Regions from separate parts of the Homo sapiens genome. Here region 2 is linked to region 1. A link is an interaction called in ENCODE POLR2A ChIA-PET data of the cell type or tissue named here. Cell type or tissue: A673. All regions are shown on one strand.

The links. ChIA-PET counts read pairs that join two places held together with the same protein. Peaks named below come from ENCODE experiments on the same cell type or tissue, not always from the same donor. Only the 100,000 strongest peaks of a DNase experiment are listed, where the experiment ranks them.
Region 2: POLR2A ChIA-PET joins it to region 1 with 22 read pairs; 6 of 35 experiments call an interaction of 5 or more read pairs at or near these places.

What each region holds. Positions count from the first base shown.
Region 1 is chr13:36,988,546-36,993,545 of GRCh38, forward strand. ALG5 (ALG5 dolichyl-phosphate beta-glucosyltransferase) reads right to left here. Exons shown (of 10, transcript NM_013338.5): 5 at 939-1,031. Among named protein-coding and RNA genes, the nearest start is that of ALG5, 8.3 kb to the right of the region's middle. In A673, no CTCF peak of the experiment used is centred here; no DNase peak of the experiment used is centred here.
Region 2 is chr13:36,916,120-36,921,119 of GRCh38, forward strand. It overlaps SMAD9 (SMAD family member 9), which reads right to left and starts at 4,119. Exons shown (of 7, transcript NM_001127217.3): 1 at 3,997-4,119. RefSeq lists silencers at 4,030-4,099, 4,210-4,259. In A673, no CTCF peak of the experiment used is centred here; DNase peaks (open chromatin) are centred at 2,312, 2,812, 3,242 and 4,122; H3K4me3 peaks cover 2,561 bases; H3K27ac peaks cover 4,557 bases.

The sequences.
Region 1 (5,000 bases):
ACTGCATCCAAATCTTGACTCTACCTCTTATCATCTGATAACACTGGGTAATTTACTTTACCTTCTTTACTCACTTTCCTCAACTATATAATAATCAAACTAATATTACCCAACTCATAAGACACTGTGAAGAGGGCAACATGTGATGATTTGTATCCTGACCATTTCCCTTCTCCTTCCTGTTGAATGTGGACGTGATGGCTAGTGCTCCAGGAGTCACCCTGTGTGCATGAGGAAGAAGGAGTGAAACGGCAGAAGCCTGGACTTCTGATGACTGTGGAGTTGAACAAGCCCTGGACTGCCCACCTTTAGACTTCTTTTTATGAGGGAAAAATAAATAAATGGACCTCAAAGTCAATTATTTAGGTTTTCTTTCACATATCTTGATTTTTAAACTTCCAGCTTGATTCATAGCTGATATGCCTCAGCTGACAGTAACCTCTTTTTTGAAATTTCTTAGCACTTTATCTGCATGTCTCTCATAATTATAATCTTCTTTTTTACTTATGCAAATGCTTACCTTTCCTATTAGACTGCACATTTCATCAGGACAGACCCAAGTCAAATTCATCTTAGTTCATGCTACCATGCATAACAGCATACCTTCATCAAGGTAAAACTTAATACAAAAAACATTTTTTAAACTGCAAAAAACCACATAAGCTATCTGCTAACTCTATCAAAGATACAGAGGTAGATGGTAACATTTTAAACTTTAAGATAAACATAAATACATAAATCTATTTTTAAATCACCCACTATATTATAGATATGACACATCTTAAAATTTGACTAAAAACATGAAGTTATTATTAAAATTATGTTATCACTAACTTGAAATGCTGGTATTCAAGCAGTGGGCAAACATACAAGTCTGCAAAAGACATTATTCAAGATACCTTCATATTTTAGATAAAAATGTTGAAAATATGTATTACCATTCTAATCGCTCCACCTTTTCCACGATTCTTCACCAGGGTTATCACACGTACTTTGTCACTTCCATATTTCTGGCAATATTTAAAAGCTACCTATGAAATTATATAAAAATCAGAATAAAATTAATTTGGATTAAAGAGAATTATATAAGCTGTGTTTCTTGCTTTGGCTCAAACACTGCTATTGCAGTTTATCCCTTCTTGTGACTAGGTTACACCCACTGTACATTCTGATGACCTGGAGGAGCTGTAGAAATCTTGGTGCCATTGACCTACTAGGTTGAAATCATAGTTCAGTTTCCTGCAGAGGAACCACCACAGTGGGCAATGACCTTCTTTTCTTGACTCCTCTACCTAAGCTACTGAGCTGCTAAAAAACAAACAACAACAACAACAAAAAACAACAAAAAAACCCCACAAAAGCCATGTGCTATCTGACTGGTACAAACTTATGATTGGGCCCTTAACACTGGTTAATGACTTTTGTATTTGTTCTGGTCTGCAATCGCTCTTATTCCCCAGAGAGGCTGTTTGTATCCTGACCATTTCTCCCGAATCTTTTCACTCAAATTCCTCTCTCTCAGCAGTAAATTCTCTTCTAAATCTTCAATCTCTTCCTCTCTGCTGGCTCCACAGCCTCAGACTTGCTCAAGCTGCCAGCATCCTAAAAACTTTCCTTTGACTTCACTATTTTCTCAAGCTACGGCCATTACTCTGCTTTATAATCAAAGTCGTGAGATAGTGATCTATATTTGCCACCTGCATTTCATCACCCATTTATTTTTCGGTCCACTGTAGTAGGGCTCATGCCCTTTGCTCTTCCACATCCCGTTTCCTTGTAACCTTAGCCCATCAGGTACCCTCTCCTTTGACAACCATCTCTACAGGCAGCTGTAAAGTTGCTCTCATCTGGCCTTTGCCCTCCTCTACTGTTCCCAAGTTTTCACCAATAACTCCTTTTGCTTGGCTTGCTCCTTAAATGCTGATAATCCACACAAGGACTGACTCTACACTGTACATACAGCTAATGGGAAACCCCTGGCCATCTTCTCTTCTCAACATAAAAGCTCACTGGGAGTCACTGCATGGGCTTAATTATAGCTTATATTTATGAATCTCACGTCTGTTTAGAGCCCAGACTCTTCTCTCCTGTGTCACCTAGTTATATATTGGATAAATAAAAACTCCAGAATTTCATTCATCTCCTCCTCCCAACTTCTGCTCAGTCTACATTCCTTGCTGCAGCAAATGGCATCATCATCTACTAAGTTGCTCAAATTGAAAACCTGAGAATCATCTTCCATTTCTATCACCCATTACAATTCACTGGCTACTATAACTCACTGACTGATTTGTAAAATCCCTCTCAAATCCATGCTATCCTCACACCTTCCTGACCTAGTTCAGGGCCTTATCCCCTAAAGTCCCCACATCTCTACCCTGACTCCCTAATTCATTCCTAAAGTTATACGAGTAGCCTTTCTAATATGGAAATCAGTTCACATAAGCCCTGTTCAAACACCCTCAGTGATGACTTATGGCTTCTAAGCATCACATATGAGTTCCTTATCATAGCATAGGAGATCCTTTGTGATTCAGCCTTCACCTTTTTAGCCAGCTTCTGAGGCTGCCCCATTAGTACCGTGAACATTAGCAGTATTTGAGATTTCCAGACCATACCACGGTCTTACACTTGTATGCCTTTTCTCAGAACACTGTCTTCCAGCTTCCTCACCTGTCAGGCCAGCTTAAGACTCAGCCAAACACCATTTCTCTTTTCTAGCCTCCATGCCCATCCCCACCTTCCCCCGGGAAAAAGAAAAGTATAATTCTAATAGCAATGTGTACTACTGAAGCATTTTCTCATTCAACTATTACTTTACTCATCACAATGCAACTGTAAATGTCAGCTACTTAAAGGCAAAGATTTTTATTTCTGGTATCTGGCACATAGCTGAAATCTATCAGTTTCAACCAGCAAATGCAGCCATGGTCCTGTTGTAGCACTGTTAACTAGCTGCCAAACCAGCAAACAGTGCCTCCTTCTTTGCTGTTATGGCCCCAATAATGCAGTGACAACTGTGAAGCCCTAGGGGATGAACCATGATTGGTCTAACTCCTCTTTGCTGAGTACTTTTGCAGCCTCCCTGCAGGCTTTGGTGGTCATGTCACTAAGTTCTAGCTTGTGAACTTTGGGTGTGGGCTTTAGTAGAGGGAGGGGTGAGGACTTCTGATAAAGATTTTCGTTCCTAGTTAAAAAGGAGAGATGCACGCAGAGATGATTCTTTTTTTTTGACACAGGGTCTTGCTCTGCTACCCAGGCTGGAGTTCAGTCGTGCGATCACAGCTCACTGTAACCTTGAACTCTTGCGCTCAAGCAGTCCTCCCACCCTCCCACCTTGGCCTCCCAAAGTGTTGGGATTACGGGCATGAACCACCATGCCCAGCCCAGAGATGATTCTTAAAGTCCTGGCTGTCCCTTACTACTCCAGGACATGTAATATTTGCAGCTGTGGCCATTTTGTGATGAAGGAATGCGTGAGACTGAAAATGATATGGATCTAGCAACCTGATCCTGTTTAAATGCTAAGCCAACTCTGGAATCAACTATTTCTAGACTTCCTGGCAGATGAGATAATTAAACGTCTTTATTATCTAAGCCACTCTATGATATAGTTCCTAATTGATAAAAATGTCTAACACATAGTGCTCTAATTATTTGATGCATATTTCCAGTATTATTAATAGATGTGAACTCCTTCAAGGTAGAAAGTGGTCTTTACATCTTTGTATTTTAGTGCCAGTCAGAACTCTCGACTTCTGCTTAACAGCTGAAGAAATGTGTTCAAAGAACAGTTATTTGTGCTGTAGATGTTTACTCTGGAATGGCACAATACTTGAGACTGCAAAACCAAGAAGATAAAGTCATTATATAAGTAGCTAAGTGAACTAATAAGACTTTACTATGTTAGGATGAAAAGCTCCCTCTAGAGTATGGTATCTAGCTTCAAGGAATATAACATTGTTAAAGCCACAACTGTTTGGAATGGATGCACAATGAAGCTTTACAGCATGGCCTTTAGTATACAGGGCAGCAGCTGTCACTCGGCCACCATTTGTGAACTGAGTTCCTACTGAGTGCCTACTCGCCTTTTTGGTATGTTGTTTGAGGATATAATAAACATCACTGTACAACTGCAGTATTCTCTTGTACTATACCTTGTGCCCCCTTGGTCTGAAACGCCTCAAGAACAAGAGCCGTATCTAAAATTTTCCTCACACCCCTCAGACTGTAAGACATTAACAGGGAATCTATAAATACTTAACTTAGCGAAAACTGGTTTGTTTTAAATAAAAACTTCTACTAAATATAATTTCAACTTTCTACTTCCTCCCAACCTTGGGAGCAGTGGGGCCAATTGCTAACCCCTCCCTTGCTTGTCCTCCCTGGGAGGGCATCCCTGATCCTTCCAGCAGAGCAGCTGGCCACTCACAGGTCAAGGGCCACCAAAAAAGTGCTCCTCAGGAGAAGATGCACAGCCTCAGCTGGGTCTAGGCTACCTCTATAATCTCAACAGCAAGTGTCCAATGTGGCTTTCCATGCCATTCCCTTCATGTATCACTAAACTGCTGAGATGGCTTGTGTTCATAACTTTCACATCATACTATTCAAAGTGCAGCACTTACCCTTCCTAAGCCAGATCCTGCCAATGCTCTCTGTGCATGTGAAAGGACACACCTGCTTCCCAGGGGCTGGTACGAAAGCAGCTTTCTATTGGCGTGACTGCTTTAGAAATTATAAGGCAAGATGGAGCATAAAGAAACTGTGCTTAGGGAAAAAGGAAGCACAAATTGGTAGGCAACGAAGGTTCCTACCCTAAAGGCCAGGAGGAACTGTGCGCGGGCATGTTTCTTCCCTATCTGGCGATCTTCAAAGCTTCCCTGGTCTTATGGAGAAGTTCCATAAATGAAATCTGTTTTTTCTGCTATCTAGACTATAACAATGGAGAGTGTTAGGCACAGCTTTAGGGTCCCCTGGTGAATGAAAGTGAGATTTCACAT
Region 2 (5,000 bases), 72 kb before region 1:
AGTAGCAGTCTGCTTTTCTTTTGTGAGCATAGTTTGAAACACATACATTAAAAACAGTATCAATTTTTATGCGGCTATGGTGGGGGGAGGAATCAGCATATCGTGTTAGCAATTTTCTGTGGAATCACATTAGTGTTTCATTGTGGTAGCCGTATCACATTAAAATCTGTTTTTCTACTAAATGGCTTCCATTGTGTATTTAGTGAATCTGATATGGAAAACTGCTAATGCAATAAGAGTATCATAGAAGCTTTTCCTGACTGTAATGCTCAGCCACAATGTTCAGGAGAAGGAGGCTCTCAACTGGGCTGAGGGGATTTCAGGCCTCTGAACTAGTCCTCAGCTCAGATTCAACACCAGCTTCTTGAAAGATGGACTTTATCCTATGGGTGAAATGCTTTTACAGACTTTATTTCAGGAGGGACCATGGGTTCAGTGAAAAAATGTGTCATGTATTTGTTATTTATTGATAGAGTACTATAAAGGGCACTGTGGTCAGCATTCAGAGAATAAAAAAGGTAGATGAAACAGTCCCTTCCTTCCTGGATCTTGTAAGGATGGTCTGAGGGGAAGAAATAAATTAGTCTATGAGTAACTTAATACAAAACAGGTAAGAGTTGAAAAGGCGAAGAGCCACAGGAGCTCGAAGGAGGACATACCTGGGACCAGGGTCATCACAGAAAGTCCCGTGAAGGCAGCGCCTGAACAGGGCATACAAGATGAAGAAGTCATATTTGAGGATCCTGTGGGAGGTGGGGAAGCTGGGAAGGCCTCAGCGTGGGGTAAAGGTGCACAGGAGAGGAAAGCCAGGGTATGCATGGAAACTAGCATTTGCTATTTTAACTGCAGCATAAAATAGGGAAAGACCGGGAAGATAAGCCTGGAAAAGTGGTCTTGGGTCAGCCTAACACAAAAGGAAGCCGACACCAAAGGAGAGCAGAATACAAGTCAGGCAAGTGCGGCCGAGGTGTCCGTCATGGTTTTGGGGTAGGAAGTGTCAGGATGAAGACCACCAAGCAAGAAGAACATCCAGTTTTCATGGGTATAATGACTCCTAATGCTAACAGATATCTTGAAATCCTAACAACTTTAGTTGACACAAGTTTCTTAAGAGACAAAATTTACCGGAATATTTATTTTAAAAGGTTAGTTTATTACCAAGGGATAATTGTTTATTTTTTTAATGTCCTTACTTAGGACATGGACATTCACCAGGATAACATGAAACATTGTGAAAATGCTCACAGTATTGTTAAGTACTTATGCATTTACTGTTTGCATTTTTTTTTTTTGCTTTAGAATAACTTTTCAACCCACTAGCAACAGTAACCAAGGAAATATAAATCCAACAGCCTAGAATTACAACTATTTGAGAAGATTCATGGTTTCAACGTACTGCTATATTTACTGTTTCATTCTGGACAGTTTCCCGTTTCTTTAACTCCTCTCTAAGTGTCCAAAACAATATACAGAAAGTCTGCACTAAGCTTCGTTAAAGCTTTAAAATTTAGCATAGTATGTCTGGCAAATCAGAAAAACCACATATTTGTCATAACCTTTACCTTCCCTAAAATCAGAGTACATCCTGTGGATAAGGATTATTTCCCACATATTAAAGCAGAACATGATGAAACTGCTGTCCTATTTATTACAGAGGGAATGTCAGATATAAAGTAGTTACCTTAATCCTACGGTGCTCACTTACGAAACACCATCCCTCCAGTTTGGCAATGCATAGTGCACTCTCATTAATCAGAATTAAACTATTTGGAAAACATATTGAGTATTTTCATATTGACATTGAATATTTTCATCTTTATGAAACAATTTCTGGACAGACTTTTTTCCCTCCAACTGACCACATGATTAGTAAAGATAGTGTACCACTTGTTTATTACTTATGGATATCTTTAGTAATGTTTCATTTAAAAAACAAAACAAAACTCTTCTTTCTCATCCATGTCTTGGGCAATCACAGATGCAAGAGTTGACATCTGTGAATATTTTCTGATTACTTACTAACTAGGAATATATAAGTTAAAAAAATTTTTTAAAGGAGAAAAGCCAAATAGTTCATGTTGACTTTGAAAGACTGATGACAATGATGTGGCAATTCTAAAGTACTTAGAGGTTTAACCCAAAATTTGTTTACGTCTTTGATTTTTAGTAAACACTGCACTGATAAACATGAGTTTGTTCAGATCAAGAGTATGTTGGCATTCTCTTAAGCATAGTTTGAAACCAGAGAGCTCAAGCATAAAACAGCTCTGACAAAGATAACCAGTCAAGCATAAAAATGGGAGTTGGTTGTGTCAGAATACATTAAGAGGCCGAAGGCTGTCTGGCAGACAGCTGTCTTGCCATCACTGAAGGTGACTATTACCACTAAAAGTTGTTTTTCGGATACAGTACTTGAAATTGCTGTCATCTTGTATTTAAAATGCTCCTTATTTATAAAGCGTCACATCCTTTTCTTATCTGAAGCCTCCTTCTTGGATAACCACAAACCTAAAAGCAGTCTAAAATTGTGCTGATGCTTTCCTACAAGCACAGGGAAACTCTTATATTGAATCTTTGTCTATTTGGAGTTGAGAATGTCTTTGGCTTTTATTTTAAATGCCTTCTTAAATATAGATCACTATTTTTAAAATGTAAACATCCAAAGGCATTCCCTCACACTTGGAGGAATGCTAAGGCAGGAGACATGCTTGTAGTAGTCACATTTCACTTTCCCAGACGGGTGCCACAAACGTTCCGCTCAGTTACTGCTTAGGAGGCAGCATTATTAAATGCCTCACGACTTAACGGTCAGCCTCCATGCTTCTTGCTAACCTACATTTCCAAAAGATCATCCGAGAAATCTGGCAAGCCACCGAAATGGTACTAGTAAACTGGATCCATCCAAAGCACTCCACAGTGCCCTGTGGGTGTGTTTCTCACTGTAAACTACTGGGTAAAGAATTTACATACAATTTTATCTCCAAACTCGATTTGTATCCTTTGTAGGTTAGTTCTCAGGAGTACCCACTCCAGCCCAGAAATAAGTCAACGTAGTATTTCCAAACTATCACTTCAAATGTCCACGGTCAAGGGCAGGAGGAGGAAGGAATAGTAACGGGAAAACTTGTCAGCGATTAGCCATCCATAAAAATGTTCTCCCAGCGCTCCTCCTTCCGATCACAAAGCTGGCGTCAGGCAGTCTCCTGTATCTGCTTCCCACCTCGCCCCCTCCCCTCTGCGGAGAGCTGGCACCGAGGGGCGGGCCAAGGAAAAGACAAACACCCCGGCTCCGACACAGTCCAAGCGCGAGCCCGGAGACACTTCAACAACATTCCTAACTTTTTTTCTCAGTTCGCATGCCTCAAAGGTAAACAAAGCAAAAAGCCTACGAAACAGAAGGCAAGTGAGGCCAATTCGGCGCTGGCGAGTTTAAAAGTGGCCCCCAAAGAGTCACAATGACGACCCCCGCCGCCCCCTCTGTCCGCTGTCCCCTATCTCCAGCTACAGCAAGCGACCCCTCAGGCGCCTATCCTGGTCCCTGCCCACGCCCCGGGCCCCAGCCCCGACCCGACCGCCGCCCCCGCCGCGGGTCGAACATCCCCTGACAGGTCCCGGGGCCCGCGGCGCGGGCGGATGCAGGCGCGAGGAAGGCGAGCTGCGCCGCGGCCAACTCCCCAGAGCAGTCCCCTCCGGCCCCGCGCCCACCCCACCCCACCCCACTCCACCCCAGACAGGCTCCACCAAAAAACCCGGGAACAACGACCGCCAAAAGCCAAGCCTCACGCCGAGGAGCCTCCCAGGCTGCCCCGAGGACGAACAACTTCGCCCTCCACTCAATGCGCTCACACGCACGCACACAAGCAGCGCGCGGCCGAGGAGGGCACGTCTTACCTGTCCCCGCCGTGCCACTCATCCCTCCCCCACCCAGGTCCGGCGCCCCCAACCCCGCCCCCGCCGTGGTCCCCCGGCCGCCCGCTCCGAGCGCCGCGCACTCACTGCCTGGCTGCGCGCGCCCAGCGCCTGCAGGGCCCGGCGGCGGCGGCGGGGACCGAGACAGCGGCTGCAGCAGCGGCGGCGGCGGCGGCGGCGGCGGCGGCCCCAGCCGGCGTCAGTCAGACTGGAGCCGCGAAGCCTCATCGCCCGTATTAGTGCGCCGACCTGGAAAGCGGCCAGGGAGCCCTGCTTGCGGCCCGCCCCCGCCCGCCGCCGCGCGCTCTGGCCGCTCCGGGAGCCGCAGAGGAGGGGGCTGCGCGGGCCCGGCGGGGGGCGGGAGCGAGACCGGCCCCACGGCCACGTGCGCGGAAACTCGCGGCGCGGGGGTGGCGGGGTAGTACTCCTCGCAGCGGCCTGCGGCTCGGTTCCCGCCTCTTCCCCACCCCCAGCCCCGCGCTGCCCTCTCGGTCCCCCTGCGCGACCCCAGGCTCGGCCCCTGCCCGGCCTGCCGGGGTGGCCCGGGGGTGGGGTGGGAGCCCTTTGTCTGCGTGGGTCGCCTCGCGTCTCTCTCTCCCACCCCACCTCTGAGATTTCTTGCCAGCACCTGGAGCCCGAAACCAGAAGAGTTGTCAGCCCAACAAGAATATAGGATCACCGGCCCATCAGTCTGGAGACCCTTCTGAGCTGCTGTTCCTCACATGTTTCTGGGCCCTGATAGTGACTCTCACTTGCCCTGTTTGTTCCTGATTTGCTTTTCGGAGTAAGGGGATCCTGTCCCCATGGACAGTGACAGAGCAACTGGGCCGCAATGGCATAGGCAGAAGAAAATCTAATCACTCTGGGGGTGAGTGGTGGTTAAAACGACTCATGTAATTATGTGGATTGTAATTTCCTTACACATATTTATTTGCTTAACAACCCAGCATGTGAGATATATTATCTAATCTAATAAAAGATACAAACTTATGGGCACACAGCAATGTTACTGTACAACTTTCTCGTCTCACGGCCTGGCTGTCCCCCAGGTAGCCTGCCTCTTAAAGTCACTGTGGACTCCTGGAACCCAC